2 separate regions of the Homo sapiens genome follow, and region 2 is linked to region 1. The links are chromatin loops, found by intact Hi-C in ENCODE. Cell type or tissue: GM12878. All regions are shown on one strand. Links, peaks and the distances in the headings refer to the core of each region. The heading gives the core; the rest is flanking DNA. Region 1 has its middle 30 kb from the start of CCL20. Region 2 has its middle 23 kb from the start of DAW1.

Evidence for each region. Peaks named below come from ENCODE experiments on the same cell type or tissue, not always from the same donor. Only the 100,000 strongest peaks of a DNase experiment are listed, where the experiment ranks them.
Region 2: it touches region 1 in a loop (3-fold over the local background); 4 of 110 quality-filtered maps call a loop at or near these places.

The regions. Positions count from the first base shown.
Region 1 is chr2:227,782,097-227,785,011 of GRCh38, reverse strand. No RefSeq gene overlaps it. Among named protein-coding and RNA genes, the nearest start is that of CCL20, 30 kb to the left of the region's middle. In GM12878, for the core only: no CTCF peak of the experiment used is centred there; DNase peaks (open chromatin) are centred at 1,391 and 1,964; H3K4me3 peaks cover 817 bases; H3K27ac peaks cover 1,896 bases.
Region 2 is chr2:227,847,435-227,850,349 of GRCh38, reverse strand. No RefSeq gene overlaps it. Among named protein-coding and RNA genes, the nearest start is that of DAW1, 23 kb to the left of the region's middle. In GM12878, for the core only: no CTCF peak of the experiment used is centred there; a DNase peak (open chromatin) is centred at 1,599; H3K4me3 peaks cover 294 bases; H3K27ac peaks cover 949 bases.

The DNA of each region.
Region 1 (2,915 bases), core at 146-2,645:
AAATGATCTCATTGTTCAATTCCCACCTATGAGTGAGAACATGCGGTGTTTTGTTTTCTGCCCTTGTGATAGTTTGCTGAGAATGATGGTTTCCAGCTTCATCCATGTCCCTGCAAAGGACATGAACTCATCCTTTTTTATAGCTGCATAGTATTCCATGGTATATATGTGCCACATTTTCTTAATCCAGTCTATCATTGATGGACATTTGGGTTGGTTCCAAGTCTTTGCTATTGAGAGCATTTTTCTAATTCTATATACCAAAGCTTCTTAGCCACAAAAACAGGAACATGTCAACTCATCTTGCATGGCAGCAATTTTCCTGACTTTGGGCCTAAACTGGATAATGCAAATCATATATACAGACTTAACTGTGTAGCACCCAGTCTAAAAATATTTATAGTTATACAAAAGAGAGAAGTAAATAAAAACCAAAGTCATGGTCACATCTAACCAGAACAAAACTAAAGATTTGCCAGCTGGCTTCATGACGCAAGGTTTAGTAACTGACTATATCCTGGGCTCAGCAGTAGGCCCCTAGCCCCTCACTAAAGTATTAAATCTGCAAAGACAGCTCTATGCAGCAGGCTGGCAGTAGCTTCTGCCCATTATGAGGGTCAGCAGCCCTGCAAAGGCAAGGCAGAGACTCTTTGTTCAGCAGCTTCCTACCCTCATTTTCTTTCCAATAGGAAACAAACCACCCCAAAGGTCCCATCAACTCTGCCAAACCTCTCTGCTTCCCAACTGCAGCTTTACCAGAAGAGATAAAAAGGAGAAACTGCTTTTACTGTTTGGAAACAATCGTGGAGCTCATGTTCGGGAAAAAGTGAACACAGTGAGATCACACTTCTCCCTAGGTATTTGGGGTTATTTCTCACTGGTGTTATATGGATCTGGGAAAGTGAAATAGGGGACAAAAAATGAGATAACAGAAAAGGTCTCGATGCTAGGATTAAAGCTGAGTGGACAGGCCCGGTGCGGTGGCTCACGTCTGTGATCCCAGCACTTTGGGAGGCTGAGATGGGTGGATCACTTGAAGTCAAAAGTTCAAGACTAGCCTGGCCAACATGGTGAAACCCCATCTCTACTAAAAATACCAAAATCAGCCAGATATGGCGGCGGGCACCTGTAATCCCAGCTACTGGGGAAGCTGAGGCAGGAAAATCGCTTGAACATGGGAGGTTGCAGTGAGCCAAGATCATACCACTGCACTCCAGCCTGGGCAACAGAGAAAGACTCTGTTTCAAAAAAAAAACATTGAGTGGACAAGGAGGATATTCTAGTCAGACAGTCAGGGATCTTTAAGAAAGTGCTTGAGATGTGGTTATTCTACGTGGGTGGGAGGGGAATCACTACACGCTTTGAGAAGCAGAACTCTACTTGCTATCCACTTAGTTTTTCTTTCGTTTCGGTGACAGAATTTCTTCAAAAGCGCAATGAAGTTTCACTTCTCAGCTAGCACAGTGACCACCTCTTCCATGCTGTTTGAAGTTCTGGCTGTCTTGTGGGGTCCATTGTTACCACAGTAGAATCCAACCAAGGTGGGCATTGCCCCCAACTCCTGGTGTGACTAGCAACCCCATATAAATGGTTTTTCCCATTTCTTCACTTTGAAACCTCAGTCAATAGCTCAAGATCCTTACTATATAGAAGGAAGAAGAAAGGGAACTTCCTTTTTTAAACAACATTTACATAACACTAACATGGCTTTTATTCCAGACCTTTTTGTTAGTGATTTTCAAATATTAACTCATAACATTAAAAAATCCCAGGCTAGGGACTTTTGAATCCATTATTTACTCCTGTGTCTCTCAGAATATTTGGAAACTACTCATACCAGAATCACATGAATCTTGTGAACAGTGAAGCTGTCTACACCTTCTAAATCAATCCATACAACAACTGGGAGAGGTAAGTGTATTCACACCCATTTTTCTTTACAGATGAAGAAACTGAAACTCAGAAAAATTTATGTCCTACCGCAGGCCACATAGCTAGTAAGTCCCAGAGCCCCGATGGAAACGTGAGTCTGCCTGGCACTAGAGCTCATGCTCCTTCAGCAACAACATGGTACAGAATGAAATAATGTGGGAGAGGCTGGGCACGGTGGCTCACTCCTATAATCCCAGCACTTTGGGAGGCCGAGGCAGGTAGATCATGTGAGGTCAGGAGTTCAGACCAGCCTGGCCAACATGATGAAACCCCCCACTCTACTAAAAATACAAAAATTACCCAGGCGTGATGGCACATGCCTATATTCCCAGCTACTCAGGAGGCTGAGGCAGGAGAATCACTTGAACCTGGGAGGTGGAGGTTGTGGTGAGCCAAGACCGTGCCATTACACTCCAGCCTGGGCAATAAGAGCGAAACTCCATCTCGAAAAATAAAATAAAATGAAGAAACAATGCGGGAGGATGAACACATGGATGCTGCCTGCTACAACTTCAGCAGCAGAGTCTTGGACATCCACCTTGCGCAAGACATTCCTGAGTGGCACTGCTGTGTTTCTCACACAGCACCTTGGCCTCAGTAGACAACCATGGGACAAGGAAGACTGGGGACTGCATCAAGACCTGAGGTGAGACAGGAATGGAGTGGACAGCAGCTACAGAAGGTGGGAGCCGTATGAGTTCAGCTGTGGATCATCCAGGCAGAAGAACAGGATGTCACGATGCTCAAGAGTTAAGAAACTGGAGTGTCCCCAGAGATGACAAGCAATCTATGAAGAGACCTATTCAACAAAGTGGGTAGGGATGCAGAGAACAACAGAGAAATGAACAGAAAATAACAGAGCCCCATCACTGTGCCCAGTTTTCAGGACAGGCTGCGGTCCCTGGGGTGAGAGCAAAGTGACGGAGAAAAAGGCACGGCCGTCTCCAGAACTGAGACCTGGCCTTGGCCCCAGCAATAGGGCA
Region 2 (2,915 bases), core at 246-2,745, 65 kb before region 1:
TAGACAGCACGTGGGGTTTTTTTGTTTGTTTGTTTTTAAGTGGGCTCCAAATATTGCCTGGGACATAATAGCACTAAAAAAAATATGTTGTTCATCTGAAATTTGAAGTTAATGAGGTATCCTCTATTTTATTCTATCTGGCAAGCTTCCTTAGGGATTATACCTATTCCAACCAGCCAGATGGGGAAAAGATCATGAGTAATCATACTCTAGGGAGTATTTATGGTCCTGGCCAGGATGCATTTACTCATCAAGAATCAATTTGCTTCCCACTCTGGCCAGTTTTCTCTCACATCCCTCCACCAGCCACGCCTGTTTCTTCTAATCTGCTTTAATCATATTGCCACTCTTTTTATCATCCTCCCAAACTCCTCAATGTGTCCTGGGAGTCCCTGCCCCTAACCTAACTGGGCAGCCTCATTTATTCCTCACTCTTCTCTTCCCCAACTCCTGACGCCTTTCTTCCACACCTCATAGAAATTGCTGAGGAAAAGAGTCAAACTCTAAAATATCTGAAGAGATTTACTCTGAGCCAAATATGAGGGACCAATGGTCTGTGACACAGCCCTCAGGAGATCTCAAGAACTTGTGCCCAAGGTGGTCGAGGCACGGCCTAGTTTTATAAATTCAAGGGAGACAGGAGACATTAATCAAATACATGTAGATGTACATTGATTCAGTCCGGAAAGCCAGGATAACTCGAAGCAGTGGGGCTTCCAAGTTATAGGTAGATTTAAAATTTTTCTGATGGACAATTGGTTGAAAGAGTTATTATCTAAAGACCTGGAATCAATAGAAACAAGTGTCTGGTTTAGGATGATAAGGGGTCGTGAAGACCAAAGTTTTATCAATCAGATGAAGCCTCTAAGTAGCAGGCTTCCAAGAGAATAGATTGTAAATATTTCTTACCAGACTTCAAGGTCTGTGTCGATATTAATGCTGGTTGGCTTTTCCTGAATTCCAAAAGGAAGGAGGGTGTAATGTGGCATGTCCAACCCTCCCTTCACATTATGGCTTGAACCAACTTTGGAATGCCCTTGTCTGAGAAGAGGGGTCCATTCAGATGGTTGGCGGGGCCTTGTAATTTTATTTTTGGTTTACAAACTCTTTGAGCCAAAATGGAGTTCTTCTGTGCCTCAGTAATTGCTCAGAGAGGGAGGAAGGTCATGACTGAAATGGGCTGATTGTCACTTAAATTAACACCCAGTGCCCCACCAGGAGAAGGACCGAAAGCAAATCTTCCAACTTTCCTATGAAATCCCTGATTCCTTTTCCTCTGTCGATGGATTCTGGGTCCAGGGTCTTTAACTGGCTTGAGTAATTTTTGTTAGCATCTCCAAAAAGGTAAAAGAGAAACTGAGTATAGACAATACTGCAAAAATATAAATTCATTTAAGGGAGGGTGGTTTTTAGGCTTCCGTTCAAGAAAAATAGTCTGACCCAGTTTTCAACTAGGTCAAGATGTGGTAGACTGAGTTAAATCATGAAAGGCCCAAATTACCCTAGAGCAGAGGAAGATTTTTGTGAAGTCACTTCCTTGCTGCTTCATTTGCTGGAGTGAAACTTGCCTTTCCAGTCGAGTGAGTATGGTACCATGAGGGGGCGAGGGAAAATGAACTCATAACTTTAACAACCCTCTTCTTGCAATTTCCCATCCTCCTCCCAACTTTTACCAGGCTCACCATTCCTTTCTGCAATAGTTGGTTTTTCCCTGTTTTAATGAGTTGGAATGACCCCCTTTTCATCTCTTCCTTCCGCCTTTTCTTTTATTCTTAGCAGAGTAAGAGGGAAAGAGACTTGCAAGTTAGAACACGTAACAGTGTTCACTTTTTTCTTCTTCCTTATTTTCTCTGGCATCATAACTCTTACAAAGTTTTTGGTTCTTTCGCGTGAGTATTTACCTTAGCCTGTTTAAATGATCAAACTATTAAGATTCCTCTTATGCCATTCTAGTTTCTCTTATAAAGGCTTTTCCCATCACTTGGTTTTGTTGATCTTTGAAATTTGAGCCCTTTTGATTTCCTGCAAATGTTTGCTCTTTTAAGAAAGAGAAATAAAAATAAGCCACATTTTATTTTTGCCCCATGAACTTCTAATTTTCATGTTTCTATTAAACATTTCTGATCATTTCTCTTTTTTTCTGCTAAAACTTTTTTACTTTTCTCTCATTTATCTCTCCCCTTTTTCATCTAAGAGAGATCTTAAGAACGCAGCTTCCAAAGTCTTCTTTGCTTATTTCTTCCCTTTCACACTGCAATGCTTCCCGATACTTTTATCTTTTTATGTCTTTAATCTCTTTTCTCTGTTTCCCTCCTGACTCATTCCCTTCTCTCTCTTCCCCTTTGTATCTGTGCCTCAATTTTCTCAAGTTTTCCTTAGTTTTCTCTTCTTTTCTTTACATCTTCCTTGGTTTTTCCGTTAGTTTGTATTTCCTTGTTCTAAGGGAGAAGGAGGGATATCTTTTTTTTTTTTTTTTTTTTTTTTTTTTGAGACGGAGTCTCGCTCTGTTGCCAGGCTGGAGTGCAGTGGCGAGATCGCGGCTCACAGCAAGCTCCGCCTCCCGGGTTCACGCCGTTCTCCTGCCTCAGCCTCCCGAGTAGCTGGGACTACAGGCGCCCGCCACCATGCCCGGCTAATTTTTTGTATTTTTAGTAGAGACGGGGTTTCACTGTGTTAGCCAGGATGCTCTCGATCTCCTGACCTCGTGATCCGCCCGCCTCGGCCTCCCAAAGTGCTGGGATTACAGGCGTGAGCCACCGCGCCCGGCCGGAGGGATATCTTAGATATTCCTTTTTACTTCATAACAAAAATGTTCTTGCTTCCAAAAACTCTCCAGTAAATCTTCTAAACATGAACAGAACATATTCTGGCCTCTGACCTGCTTTGGGGGCCCCATTTCTTAAACCCTCACACTC